Linked DNA regions of Homo sapiens: region 2 is linked to region 1. The links are chromatin contacts, found by Hi-C or POLR2A ChIA-PET in ENCODE. All regions are on one chromosome and are shown on one strand. The core of a region is the stretch at or near the end of the contact, and the rest is flanking DNA. Distances in the headings are between cores, read along the strand shown.

Region 1 (7,344 bases), core at 1,977-4,476:
CATCTCCTGTGTGTTGGATCAGAAAATATGCAAAGCCCCCCATGAGTACCTGAAGCAGAGGAACTCTCAGGGTTTAGGCTTTCACATAGGCTGGCTCTTCAAATGTATGGTAAGATGGTGGAGAGCAGTAAAGCCAGGTCTGTGTCCTGGGAGTTAGAGTCAAGAGTAGCTAGCCAGCAGCTTCCTACCCCTGTTCCTATGTTCGCATACACACCATATGTACCTGGCCAAGCCCAGTCTCTCAACCTGAGTCCCATGGATGCTGCTGCTTGGGTGGCAGGTGGGGACTCTTCAGAAGTGCCCTGCCAGGTCCACTTTGAATGGTCCTAGGCAGAGCACGATCCATGCTTCATACACACAGGCTCAGGAGGTGTGGGCCAAAGGGGTAGCATGATACCAAGAAGAGAGCTTTAGCTTGGGATGGGAGTCCTGTGTCCTGATCCTGCCTCTGCTCAACCAGCTGTGGGCCTCAGGGAGGACATTTCCTCTGCTGGACCTTGCAGGCAAATGCAAGGATTGGACTAGACAGGAGTTTTCTCCAAGTGTACTCCTTGGAACTCATGCATTAAAATCACCCACCCAGAAAACTACAGCGAGATACCACCTCACACTCACTAGAATGCTAAAATCACAAAGACTGACAATATCAAGTGCTGACGAAAAGGTAGAACAACTGGAACCCTCATATATTGCTGGTGTGGATACAAAATCATATAGCCACTTTAGAATCTAGTAAAGCCAAATACCTTCTCTATGACCCAGCAATTCCACTCCTAGACATTTACCCAAAAGACAAAAACACGTGTTCACAAAAAAAAGTCTCGTACAAAATGATCATAGCAGCTTTATTTATAACAGCCAAAAATTAGAAACAGTCCAGGTGTCTGTCCATCAACAGGTGAATGGATCAAAAAAAACTGTTTAATCAAAAGAAAGAAACTAAACTATTAATACACACAACAGGAATAGATTTCAAAAACATGATTCCAAATGAGAACAGTCAGAAACAAAACAAATGTATACTGTATGGCTCCATTTATTATGGAGTCCAAAAACTGATGAAACTTTAGGAATAGTGCTAGAAATCAGAGCAGTAGTTACCTGGGGGGATGAGCAGTGGGGTGGAGAAACTGGAAAGAGGACCCATGGTACTTTCTGGAGTGATGGAATTGTTCTATATCTTGATGAGATGTGGGTGACATGGAATTGAACACCTAAAATCTGTGTATTTCATTTCCCCGCTATATCTTATATTTTATTATATATTATTAAAAATATTTGGACTGGTAAAATGCAGTTTTCTGGGCGCCCCAGAATCCCCGAGTCAGGGAGTCCTCTGTGGTGAGGCCCTGGAATCTGCATGCTGAAAGGGCTCCGGCTTTGGAGAGAGCATTAGACTTGAGGCCGAGGTCCCCAGGGGCGATACCCACACGCCGCTCCCTGCCCCCCACCCCGGGACGCCCCCCACTGCACACGATCCCACTCGGCCCTTGGCACTTCCCCCTCTCCCCAAGCCCCCAGCCCTCTGCCCAGTCGCCCCTGGTAACCAAGAAAGGGCCTGAAAATCCTCAAAGTGCAGCCGCCCGGGGAGGGGCCGTCCACAGTGTCAGCGAGACAAGGGCACATACAAAATGCGGGGTAATTGCCGCTTCTCTAATTCGCGGCCCTTTGTGCGGCGGCGCGGAGCCGGCGGCCGCGCTCCCAAGCCCGGGCCTTTCAGCCACCCAGGGGGGGCCCCGGCGGCCGAGCTCCCCGCGCTCCGCCGCGCATAATTAATCGGGCTTCACAGGGCCCGGGACAAAGGCGCCCATTCACCCCGCCGCTCCTCCCCCCGGGGATATTGTTATTTCTAAAAACTGCAGCCAGCTGGGCCGCAGAGAAACGTCAGCTCTGTGGGAGAATGAGCGCCCGGCCGGGCCGCGAGGAGACTGGGAGCTCTGTCTCTCGCGCCCCGCGCGGGATTACAGCGGCCAGGGAGCCGGGGTGGGCAGGGGGCCCAGGGTCTTTTCTGAAGTCTGCACGACTCCTCAGAAAGCCTCGTGATTTCCATGGGGCCCTGGAGGAGGGCGCCATGGAAATGGTAATGCGGGGCATTGAAGCTGGCTCGTAGGGAAGGAGGGGGGTTGCGTCCAGGCTGCCCGGGCTGTGGCACGACTCCCGGGTGGGAGGGGCCGGTGGACGGCCCAGTGGCCAGGCCCGGGTGCCCCCACCTGTACCAGGCCCTCCCGGACACCGGGAAAAATGCATCCAGGAATAAAGGCCCGAGTCTGGGTCCAAGGAGCCTGCAGTTAAGTTAGGGGCGGGGGATGTGGTGCCTCCACAGTAACCCAGCTCCGCTCCAAGGACCACCAGGAGAGCTGGTTGAAAGCAATGCCTACACACGCCTGGGCCTCACCACCGGGAATTCAGGCTCCCAACTTCCCAGGCATCTGCCTAAGCTCTCCAAGCACCTCTGAAGCCCACCAACATTTGGTGACCACTCAGCACTGTCCCGGGAAGGTGGCTCCAGTGCTCCACGTCCCATTTCACAGGCGGGAAATGGGCCCAAGGAGATAAACGGACTTGTCCAAGATCACAGAACAGAGCTGGAACTGGACCCTCGGCATGCTGGTTGTATACAAAAGCAGAACAGAAGAAGGGAGAGGGTGCTAGAAAGGGGGGCTCAGGCCTCACTTCCTCCGCTAAGCATCCCCTGGCAGCTGGGGGCATCTGAACTCTCCCTTCCCTGGCCTCTCCTTGCAGGAGACGTGCCTGCCTGGTTAAATGCCTCCAGCGTGTTCTGTTCTGCCTGGTGGATTTGCGGGGGGTTCTCCTACCTGCTCCATCAGAGGCACTGTTGAGTGCAGGCCCAGAGGCCCCACTGGTTTTATGCCAGGGTTGGTGCCCAGAAGAGCTCCAGCCAGGGCTTACTGGATGGGAGCAGCATCTCCTGACTCCAGGGTCCAGGCCTTCTAGGCTGCATTCCCCTTCAAAGTCCAGTGTCCTCCCCAGGCCCGGGAGAGGCCCAGGTCCCAGGTCGGCAGTGCTGGTCTTCACCTTTGCCACTGAACCCGAGGAAACGAGCACCCGTCTATTCCTCCTCCCAAAGCTGGGAGCAGTTGTGAAGAGCCGCCATAGATTTCCAAAACCTCAGCATCCTGAACGCCTCCCAGAGCAAGCAGAGGCCTTTCCAAAACACTTCCCCTCCGAGCCCGTCTTACTGAGACATTCTGTCCCTCGGCTATACTCTGGAAAATGTTCCCTCAGCCTAAGACTGCCAGTCCCAAGCAGGACCACAGGCCTCAGAGCCAGACCGCACCACAGGGCCTGGCTCCTCCAGGCAAGTCAGGGAAAGGAAGCTGCCTGTATTTTCAGAGGAGCCCAGGCTTGCCTCCAAGGCCCAGAGAGGGTGCCCAGCCAAGCTCATTTCTGCTGCTACCACGCCATGCAAGACACTGGAAAGCCAACATCACACGACATTCACATCTGTGGGTGGAAGAATGTGCAGAAAACTCGAGAACAAAGTAGAGGGAAGGAGAGCACAGAGTTCAGCCAAGCCTCTAAGGGGACAGACCAGCTGTCCAGTAACAAGCAGACTCAAGCATAGCTGCGGAAGTCAACAGATTTTCCCTGGGGGACCCTGTGACCTAGGCAGCCCCCAACAGCCAGGCCACCAGCACAGCATCAAGCAGAAAACCAATCCAGCTCTCTCTCCCATTAAATCAGCTTTACTTAAGATATAGAATGACCCAATACTGTCTGAAAATGAAATGCCCAAGGCTCAGCTAAGAGGAAGCCAGACTACGTAAAAGAATGTCCTTGAAATATAAACTGAAGTATTTAAGGGTAAAGGGGCAAGATTTCTCTAAATTTTTCTCAAATGATTTCATAAATGTAAATAATTGGTGAATCTGGGGAAAGGGTATACAGGAATTCCTTAGTCTTATAAACTTTCTGAAGTTGGCAATTTAAAAAACAAAACGGCAGGCAGCAGACATGCCAAAACATGATAGCACTGATATTCCAAATGCCATACCCAGTGAAGGGACTCAACTCTTCTGTTACCTTCCCCCTGCAACACACAGTCACACTCACACTCAAAATACTTGGAACCGCACGCTTAAGATCTGTGCATTTCATTTCCCTGTTATACCTTATATTTTATTACATATTATTAAAAATAAAATATTTGAACTGGTAAAATGCAGTCCAAAGATGCATGCATCTTTCACTGTCTTCTGTCATAGCAATTTGTGAACCCAAGTCAGGCCCAGCGTCCTTAAGGGGAAAGCCAGTGTTGTTTACCTCTGAATCCTACTGCAGCTAGCAATGTACTTTGTAAATGGTAGGCATTTAACCAAACCTAGAATCCAATCATTTGCCATGGAAGGTTTCTAGCTCTAAGTGAGGTGGAAGGAGGAAGGGAAGGGGGTAGATAGCCAAATGGAAGAAGAAACCAAGAAAGACGGCAGAGTCCACATGGATTTTCCAGTCCAACACACTCATGTCAGAACTAATTTTTTTTGTTTTTGTTTTGGGGTGTTTTTTTTTTTAAGACACGGTCTCACTCTGTCACCCAGGCTGGAGAGCAGTGGCACAACCTCGGCTCACTGCAACCTTTGCCTCCTGGGTTCAAGCTATTCTCCTGCCTCAGCCTCACGAGTAACTGGGATTACAGGCGCGCGCCACCACACCTGGCTAATTTTTTGTATTTTTAGTAGAGGCGTGGTTTCACCATGTTGGGCAGGCTGGTCTTGAACTCCTGACCTCAAGTGATCTGCCTGCCTTGGCCTCCCAAAGTGCTGGGATTACAAGCGTGAGCCACCATGCCTGGCCAATTTTTTTTTTTTTTTCAAGGTTAGTTAGTGGTCAGGCCCACCTAGTGGTTACCAGAGTCAACAATGGACTTATTAAACTTTGCCTCATTCTCTGAGTGTTTTGTGTATATGAATATAGTCTCTCCAGCAAGACCACAGAGGTAAGGGCCTTTCCTCTCCCTACCCTCCCACGGCCATCCTCATGAGCTTAATAGAGACACAGACCCGTGATATGCCCTTAAGTGCCTCTACCAGACTCGAAGCTCCATGAGGGCAGGGCTGTGTCTTGTTTGCTCTCTTCCGCATCCCCAGCACTTAGCACAGCGGTTGACACATTGTTGGTGACTAGTACATAATAGTTAAATCACGGAGTGAATGAATGGGAGTTTTGTTGAGTTTAATTGAGTTTAGTTGAGTTGGGTTGAGTGGGGTTGAATTGAGTTGGGTTGGGTTGAGTTGAATTGGGTTGAGTTGGATTGGGTTGAGTTGAGTTACCTTGTTCCCCAGGGTACACTGAGCAGGCTCTTTGGGAGTCATGCTTCTGACATCAGATGCTCAACCACAGAGTCAGAACCAATGCAAACCTCCCCTCTTTGCTTTAACTCCCACCCTCAGAGTAGATCTCTCTGGCTGCTGAATCTATCACCAAAGGTGGTGGAGCTTTCTATGGCCAGTGTAATACGATCAAAGTTAGGATAAGGTCTTCTTCTCATGGTCCTTTTGGGTGGGGCTACTTTGGGAAGAGGAGCTTTGCTAAAGCACTTTTCTGGTGAAGGCAGGATCTTCTGTAGGAAAGCTCTGGATTGAAGTTATGGTACCACCACCCCCCACCTCCGCCACCCCATCACTCTATCCCCACATATACAGTAGGGACAAGGCTAGGGCATGGGGGGCAGCAGAGAGCAGCACCCTGCAGGTGCCAGTGACTGAGGGAGAGCAGTAGGCCTGAGGGAAGCAGTGGGAGTGTGACCCACGATCAGCAGGAGCTCAATGTTTCTCCCTGATGCTTGGGGCAGGGCACTTGTGATAGGGCAGGGGAGGTACATCTCCCTGTCATTAACAGGAACAGGAGCCTGAGGCATGGGGATCTTCAGTCAGGCTCTCTGAGGTCTTCCAGCCTCCAACCCCTGGGCTAGGAGCCTTGTGTAGCAATCTTCCTGTTGCTACCATGGAGACCTGAGCCCCAGGTCAGCCCTGGGAAGGGTTGGGTGCATTCCTGGCCATAGGGATGGTGCATTTCATTCAGGCTGTCCAGATGTTTATGTCCCCCCCAAATTAATATGTTGAAATCTTCACCCCTAAAGTGATGAAGGTAGGAGTCGGGCCTTTGGGAGGTGATTAGGTCCTGGGGGTGGAGCCCTCATGAATAGGATTAGTGCCCTTATATTATGCCCTGAGACAGACCCCTAACCCCTTCTGCCATGTGAGGTTAGAGTAAGAAGTCACCATTTATGAGGAGATCGCCCTCACCAGACACTGAATCTGCCGGCCCCGTGATCTTGGACTTCCAGCCTCCAGAACTGTGAGAAACAAATGTCTGCAGTTTACAAGCCATCCAGTCTATGATATTAAATGTCTGCTGTTTATAAGCCATCCAGTCCATGATATTTTGTTATCGTAGCCTAAATGGACTCAGATATCAGATATATTTCTGTATAGCTTGGGGGAAGGAAGAGTTCCTCCTCTCACATCCCCTTCTGTGGGCTGGACTATGTTGAGAAAACCTCCACGTTTCCAGCACCTCTCACCATCTCCCTGCACCCCTTTAGAGGAAACCCCTTCCTGGGCCTTCAGGGCATGGCTGGGCATGCTCCCAGCACACTTCATGTTTGCTTCCAACCTAAGAAAGGCCAGGCTTCCCAGCTGGGAGCTCTTTTCCCTCCCCACCTCCCCCTTTCTTGTCTGTCTGCCTCCCTTTCACACTCCCCTATCTCCATCCCCTCAAACCCAAGAGTTTCCACAGTGACAACATGTGGGCCCCAAATCAAACCCCTGTCCACAGGTCCTGCCTGTGTCCCTCCTCCTCCTCCTCTAGCTCCCCAGCCTGGCCACCCTTGTCAGCCCCACCCTCACTCCCACACCCCCACCATTCCTCCTTGTGGACAACTTTCTAAATGCAGCCACACTTCCCCTTTTGAGCCACAGGGCCTATAAAACAGCTGCAGACAGTCAGCGGCACTGCAAAAGTCCTCTTGCCAAGTTTGGCTGAGACCAATACCCTCTAACTCTAGCCATTGCTTCCCCACTACCAGGCACTGAGAGAACAGGCTCCTTTTCGAGTAAACAGTGGGGAGACATCATGTTCCCAACATTCTAAACTAAAGAGGACTCACTGAGGGGCCCAGCCAGTGGGAGGAGGCAGCCCAAAGCCTAGCCTGGCTTCCCACACCCCCAACCCTGCCAGTGCCCTGTGAGACCCTGACTACTCCACCCCCTCCAGTCTTCTGTTTTGCAGGATGAGGGGTAGCTTGGTTGGTTTCCTGGCCCTTTCTGAGTCTAAAACTCCACAAATCTGTCACTTCTCCTTAGGGTGCTCCTGCCCAGTGCC
Region 2 (7,344 bases), core at 2,405-4,904, 43 kb before region 1:
GCCTGCTGTCCTAGAAGCAGAGCCTGGGAGGGGACCCAGTGAATGTGGTTTATTGGGGAGTGTTCTCAGGAGCAGGGCAGTGAGGGAAGCGGGATGGGGCCAGGGAGAAACCAAGGCAAAGATGTGGCCTCTAGCTTCAGCTGGATCCCAAGGAGCTTGGGAGCACCATGGGATTGGTCCGTCCCACCTGAAGGCAAAGGGGCCAGCTCTGCTACCCTGGGTCAGACATTGGTTTTGGGGAATGGGGATGAAGTTGGGGAATGGGCATCTGGGAGGGGATAATCTCCCAGCTGGTCAGACAGGACAATTCTTCAGAGAAGCAGGCAGCAGTGAGCCTCAGCAGCCAACTCTCCCATAGCAGCTGGGATCTGCATCATGGGCTGGTGAAGGGACCTGGGCAGGCACCCACAGCAGTCACTGATGTACCCCACTCAGAGTTGAGGGGACCCCAGTGGGCCAGCCAGGTGCCAGTCCACACACTCACCTGCAGTCCTGCCTGGGAAGGGCAAGGCCCTGTCTCCAGATGGGCAAATGGGGGCCCTGGGAACTGGGGGGATGCAGGAGCAGCTGAGCCGGGACCAGAGTCCAGGCCGAATGACTTCACATCCAGAGCATGGTCTTCAACCTCCCCTGAAACCTCATGAAGCTGTGGGGAGTGCGTAAGTAAGTGGAGGTTTTTGGGGGAGAAAGTCCAGGAGAGTCAGGGCAAGAACTAAGCAGGGTTTCTAGTCCTCACCTGGTTTTTCCCATGGACAAATCACTGCCCAGGTGGCTGTGACAGGGATTCTGGGCTTGGGAAAGCCCAGAGAACCCCAGACAGGTTCCACACAGCCACCCACTATCCTCCCCTCTTGGGCTTGGTAAGGGGAGAGTGGCTGGCTGGGAGTCTGGGAGGAGAAGGTCCTGTCTCTCCTCATCTTGGAGGTGGGGCTGGGCACATCCAGAGTCACCCACCACAGGAGATTCAAGGGCCGAACCCCACAAGCTGCCAGAACTCCACAAGCTGCCAGGTTTTTCCCATGGATAAATCACTGACCAGGTGGGTGTGAGAGAGATTCTGGGCTCAGGAAATGCCCAGGGAACCCGAGACAGGTTCCACACACCTGGCCACCATTGACACATATGACACTTTTGTGTAAATTAGAAGAAGGCACCCTCACCAGGGAAGACAAACCAACAAAAAAAATTCCCTTTATGCCGGTGAACTTCAGAAAGGGCCCTTTCTTCAGCGTGGGCCTGCCCTGGCCCTCCCCAGCCCCCACACCCTGCCAAGCCTTGGTTCTGCTAGGTCTGTCCCAACTCAGCCAGCCAGCACTGCCCCCCACCCATGCCCTACCCTGCCCTATGGGGACAACCCCACCATCCACCCTGGGCCGCCAGAAACTGAGACCTGTTTCCAGGGTGACAGAGGGAGCAGGAAAAGACTGGGATGTGTGCCTTAAGGCTCTGAAACCCTGAACTAGGGCAGAGATGGGGCAGCATCTCAATGAAGCCGCTGACAGATTCTAGGCCTCACGCCAGCTGCACACCAGACCTGGCAGGGGACCCAGGCTGTGCCAGGCTGACAGGGCTGGTGGAATCAGGGCTGGGGAGCACACGGAGGCCACCCAGCCACCCTGGCCACAGAGGTGCCCCAAAGGCAGCAGAGGCTGAGGGACGTGAGGGTCCTGGGAGACAGAAAGCCCGAGTCCTCACTTAATGCAGGGGCATCCTCTGAGCCCTGCCAGGGGCCAGTGGCAGCTGGAGAGGCATCCAACTCCATCCTGCCCCAAGGGGGCTGGGCATCTCCTTCCCTCCACCCAGCAGCCTGGTTGCTCACCTCAGCACGGCTGTGGGGACGGCCGAAGGCACTAGGGGAGGGGGTCCTCTACCGAGTGCAATCCCGCGGTCCTCGGTCCTGCCTGGCCATCAGTCACCCGGGCAGCGTCAGGCTCCCACTGGATTCCATCAGCCTGCAGTGGGGTCCAGCATCGTTTTTTGTTTTCTTTTTAAGGCTCTAGGAGATTCAACTCTGCAGCCAGACAGGTCAGGAACTACTGAACTGATCAATATTGTCCCTATCGGAATGTGCCTGCTGTCATCACCACAGTGAGTGTCATGGTGTGGATTCTGACTCAGGGCTCTCTCCGCCTCACACTCCCCACACACTCAACATGGCCTGAATACCTCCAGAAATGGGATTCCTGAGACTCCACCGGGGGATCAGGTGGCCAGGTGGTGCTGCGGCAAGCCTGCTTCACATACTTCCTCTCCCAGGTGAACTCCTGCTGCTCTCTCCCTGCAGCCAGCCCCCTCCTGCTTCCTGAGCAACCCCCGCGTGCCCAGATCCTCTCAATCCTCCCTGCTTTCTGTCTCCTGTGAGGGGATGGAGGGAGGGATACGGTTCCAAATTCTATTCCTGCAGGTCAACAGCATCAGCATGGCTTTCCCAGCATGAAGTGGGTCGTTCTTCCAGGCCCACTGGGGGAATTGGAAGCCGCAGGGCAGACTCAGGGAATCACTGGAGATGGTGCAGTGACCTTTAAGTAGCGCTGCGGGACCACCAAGCTCCGGAACTCAGGCTACCCCCATGGACGCCCCCCCAGGTCACTGTTCTCTGCTTCTCAGGCTGGGGCAGTGGCTCCCCATTTCAAAGGTCCCTCTGCCCCAGGGGACTTTCAATCCCTTCCTCAGTGCCCACCCTGGTTTGAAAAGCTCTAATGAGGAGGCCACTGTGTTCACTGCAAAAGAGAACCCCTGGAGCTAGTGAAATCTGAGTCCTGGGCACAGCCTGGATGCAAAGCTTTTCTGAGTTCTCACAACCTGCACGAACACATACGTGGGAAAGTGTCTTAGAGCACGTTCATTTTTCTCTGGCAAAACCTAATTAACACGCAACGCCACCTTCCTCAGGAATCTGCTGCGTGCTATCATTGCAATTCCTAAGAAAGATTTAGTGAAAATTCTCTGGCTTTCCACGGCAGGCCTTGCTCATATTGTGAGTGTGTTTCTTACTCTCTGGACTCATGTCAGCAAGAAAATCAATGTCTTCCCAAGAGATGTGTGGATGATAAGGCTTCTGTTTCCCAGTAAAGTTTATGAACTAAAGCTCCCCCAACACACCCACCAGTGCACCACCCTCTATGGCGGGGGTCCACCTCCGCTTCACCACTCTCTCTTTTTCCCCAACAGCCCAGCCAAAAGGAAGTCAGAATTATAGCAGTGCAGGGAAGGACCAGGGGGCAGAGCCAGAAGTGTCATGGGAGTGAGCAAGACTGGCCTAATGGGCAAAGCCTGACACCAGCAGGAAGAGTGATAGTCCGGGGAGGTAGGCTGGTGGCACCTGGGAAGTCTGGGGCCTCAAATGGCCAGGTAGGGATCATCTCAAATGATGGAGGCCCCAGGGAGTCAGCACCCCAGAACCCAAGAGGGCTGGGGCCTTGGCTTGGCAGAATAATTGTACACATGCCCGGTGCTTTTCTACGTGCTTTATGTTGCTTAGTTCATTTAATCTTCCCAACAATTCTGTACTACTTTCACCCCCATTTTACAGACACGGTAACTGAGGCACAGAGAGACTACGTTGCTTCCTTAGAGTCATACAATTGATATGTGAGAGTCAGGATTTGAGCCCAGGTAGTGTGGCTCGGTGCCCACCCACTAAACCACCACACCACAACCCACATCACAACTCAAGCACACGGCGGAGAGGAGGAAGAGGAGGAGGTGGAGCAATAGTAACAGTCCTGGACCCAGTTAGCAGATGTTCAGGTTACTATGGCTTTGTAACTCCAAAACTTAATGGCCTAAAATATCATCAATGACTAATTTCGCTCCTGAATCTACAGTTTGGGCAGGGCATGGTGGGAAGGTTCGTTTCTTCTCTGCAAGGTGGTAGCTAGGGCAGCTCATCTGCGGACTTGAGGGCCCACTTGTAAGATGATTCAGGCAGTCAGCGAGAACTGGCTGCTGGCTGGGAGCTCAGCCAGGGCTGAGAGCTGGGGCCTCCGTTCCTCTCCACATGGGCCTCTCCACAGGCTGCTCACCCTCCCTCTCAGTACCGTGGCTGGATTCCAAGAGTGAAAACCCCAAGAGACAGGAAGTAGAAGATGACAGTTTCTGAAAGCCTAGGCCCAGAGCTGGCAGCAGCATCACTTTTGCCATATTCTATTATGTGAAGCAGTCACATATTCCAGATTCAACAGGAGGGGATATAAAATTGACCTCTAGGCCGGGCGTGGTGGTTCACGCCTGTGATCCCAGCACTTTGGAAGGCTGAGTCGGGCGAATCACCTGAAGTTGGGAGTTCAAGACCAGCCTGACCAACATGGAGAAACCCCGTCTCTACTAAAAATACAAAAATTAGCCTGGCGTGGTGGTGCATGCCTGTAATCCCAGCTACTTGGGAGGCTGAGGCAGAAGAATCACTTGAACCCGGGAGGTGGAGGTTGCAGTGAGCAGAGATCGCGCCATTACACTCTAGCCTGGGCAACAAGAGCGAAACTCCGTCTCAAAATAAAAAAGCAAAAAAAAAAAAAAAAAAAAAAAAAAAAAAATTGCTGATCTCTAGATGGAAAGAGTGTTGGAATTTGGGGGCCAGGTTTTAAAACTGCCACATGGGGCGTGGGATCCAGAGGAAGGGCTGGATTCCAGGTATGAGGGCAAAGTGGCTGTTTGATCTTGCTCAAAGGTAGACTAAAGGGAAGATAAATTGACTGTAACACTCACCAAGTCCCCAGCATGTACCAGGTGTTGGCCCTCATGGGCATTATCTCAACTTACCTTTGCAAGAACCCTCTGACACAGATTTTTCACCACTCTTTGTAGATGAGTACTCTGAGGCTCAGAGAGGGTGTAAGCCTTATCCAAGGTCACATGCTGGTGAGTGGCCAGCTTTTCCAATTCCAGAGTTGACCCTTTAACTCCTCTGATGGGTTGCCTCCAGATAAGGAGCAGGGCTGGCCCCAGAGATGTGGCAAGGTGGGTCAGGATAAGGTAGGAGAGCAAAGAGCCAGGCTGTCACTCCCCATCCACTCACCTCCTCCTCCAGAAGCCCTCCCAGGCAGGAAAGGGTCCCAAGACACCCTGTCCCAAGGACCCTTTCCCTCTGACACCTCCTCAGTCTGGGATGTGCACCGAGCTTCCCCTCCGCCCTGTCTCCCAAGCTGTATTTCTCACCCCTGAGCAGTTCCCCAAATCCTCCCTTGTACTTCCTTGAAACCTTCCCAGGGCATTCTCCCAATTCCACCTGTCTTAGCCATAAGCTGTGAATAATTACCAATGTAAGGCTTTCAATTTTCGATATAAAATTTTTACTTTAGAAAAGTTTTAAAGAAAAATGGCAAAGATAATACAGAGAGTTCCCATATTCTCCACACCCAATTTCCCCTATTATCATCATCTTACATTTAGTACGGTACATTTGCCACAATTAATAAACTGCTATTGATATCAGCCCTACAAGATTAACATTATTATTAAACTATGTTCATACTTTATTCAGATTTCCTTAGTTGTTTTTTTTTTTAACCTAATATCCTTTTTCTGTTCTAGGATGCAGCATTACATTTGGCCATCATGTCTTCTTAGGTCTCCCTTGGCTGTGACAGTTTCTCAGACTTTTCTTGTTTTTGATGATCTTGATGATTTCAAGGAGTATTGGTCAGGTATTTTGTAGAATGTTCCTCAGCTGGGATTTGTCTGATGTTTTAGGTTATGGGTTTGAGGGAGCAAGACCTCAAAGGTGAAGTGCCACTTTCATTACATCCTATCAAGAGTATATGCCACCACCATGACCTGTCACTGTCGATGTCAACTGCGTTCACAGTTAACAGAAGTAGTGTTTGTCAGGTTTCTCCACTATGAAGTTATTCTTTCTTCCCCTTTCCGTGTATACTGTTTGGAGGTAAGTTGCTATGTGGAGCCCACATTTAAGGAGCAGGGAGCTATGCTCATCCTTGAGTATCTGTGAATATCATCTGCAATTCTGTATTTTTGTATCTTCTCCCCCTTTTCTCTATGTAGCCATTTATTTATATAAGTTCAAACTCATGGATATTTCTCTTTTTTTTTAGATGGAGTCTTGCTCTGTTGCCCAGGCTGGAGTGCGGTGGCATGATCTCGGCTCACTGCAACCTCTGCCTCCTGGGTTCAAGTGATTATCCTGCCTCAGCCTCCTGAGTAGCTGGGACTACAGGTGCCTGCCACCACACCTGGCTAGTTGTTTGTATTTTTAGTAGAGATGGGGTTTCACCATGTTAGCCAGGATGGTCTTGAACTCCTGACCTCATGATCTGCCTGCCTTGGCCTCCCAAAGTGCTGGGATTACAGGCGTGAGCCGGGATATTTCTCTTCTACTTTGGGTAATTATCCAATACTACTGTATTTATTTTATTGCTCACTTTGTTCCAGCTTTAGCCACTGGAGCTCTACCAGTTGTCTCCTGTGTCCCTTTGACATACTCCCATCATTTCTTCCTCAGATCTTCCTTACTTTCTGGCACTACAAGATGTTCCAGGTTCATCTTGTACATTTCCTGTTCCAATCCTAGAATCAGCCATTTTTACAAGAAGCCCTGGTTTTTGTGGGGGTTTTTAAAATTGGAGAATGATATTAGAAGCCAAAATCTGAGCACTAAGTGTGCTCACAGCTACTGGGCTGTCATTACTTCTAGGCCCTCTTAGCTGACAGAGCATAGAAATACATGTGTATCTACTAACCTGTATGTATATCACAACAGATATACACAAACATATAAATATTCCTATATGTCACTATCTGTATCTATATTAAACTTGATTTCTTTTTTTTTTTTTTTTTTACTTTTTTTTTTTTTTATTGATCATTCTTGGGTGTTTCTCACAGAGGGGGACTTGGCAGGGTCATAGGACAATAGTGGAGGGAATGTCAGCAGATAAACAAGTGAACAAAGGTCTCTGGTTTTCCTAGGCAGAGGACCCAGCGGCCTTCCACAGTGTTTGTGTCCCTGGGTACTTGAGATTAGGGAGTGGTGATGACTCTTAACGAGCATGCTGCCTTCAAGCATCTGTTTAACAAAGCACATCTTGCACCGCCCTTAATCCATTTAACTCTGAGTGGACACAGCACATGTTTCAGAGAGCACAGGGTTGGGGGTAAGGTCACAGATCAACAGGATCCCAAGGCAGAAGAATTTTTCTTAGTACAGAACAAAATGAAAAGTCTCCCATGTCTACTCCTTTCCACACAGACACGGCAACCATCCGATTTCTCAATCTTTTCCCCACCTTTCCCCGCTTTCTATTCCACAAAACCACCATTGTCATCATGGCCCGTTCTCAATGGGCTGTTGGGCACACCTCCCAGACGGGGTGGTGGCCGGGCAGA

The links. A loop is a pair of places that touch in the nucleus more often than their neighbours do. ChIA-PET counts read pairs that join two places held with the same protein, here RNA polymerase II (POLR2A). Pooled maps may share reads with other maps.
Region 2: a map of dorsolateral prefrontal cortex shows a loop between it and region 1 (5-fold over the local background). The contact joins the enhancer-like site here to the promoter of LINC02580 in region 1. A Hi-C loop is called at or near these places in 10 of 168 maps with a recorded cell type or tissue (Caco-2, K562, chondrocyte and 5 more), 2 of 37 single-sample maps with no recorded cell type and 8 of 50 pooled maps. POLR2A ChIA-PET finds 5 or more read pairs at or near these places in 10 of 52 experiments (A549, AG04450, GM10248 and 6 more).

The regions. Positions count from the first base shown.
Region 1 is chr2:43,099,219-43,106,562 of GRCh38, forward strand. LINC02580 (long intergenic non-protein coding RNA 2580) reads right to left here and starts at 3,227. Exons shown (of 2, transcript NR_151714.1): 1 at 2,817-3,227. It overlaps LOC107985876, which reads right to left and starts at 3,227. Exons shown (of 3, transcript XM_047446566.1): 1 at 2,817-3,227. RefSeq lists an enhancer at 1,609-2,280 and a silencer at 7,021-7,070.
Region 2 is chr2:43,055,722-43,063,065 of GRCh38, forward strand. No RefSeq gene overlaps it. Among named protein-coding and RNA genes, the nearest start is that of LINC01819, 20 kb to the left of the region's middle. Within about 2 kb of position 3,655, at least 15 of the 41 ENCODE cell types and tissues checked have a DNase peak (open chromatin) inside an H3K27ac peak, as active enhancers do; they include dorsolateral prefrontal cortex, where a contact is called at or near this core.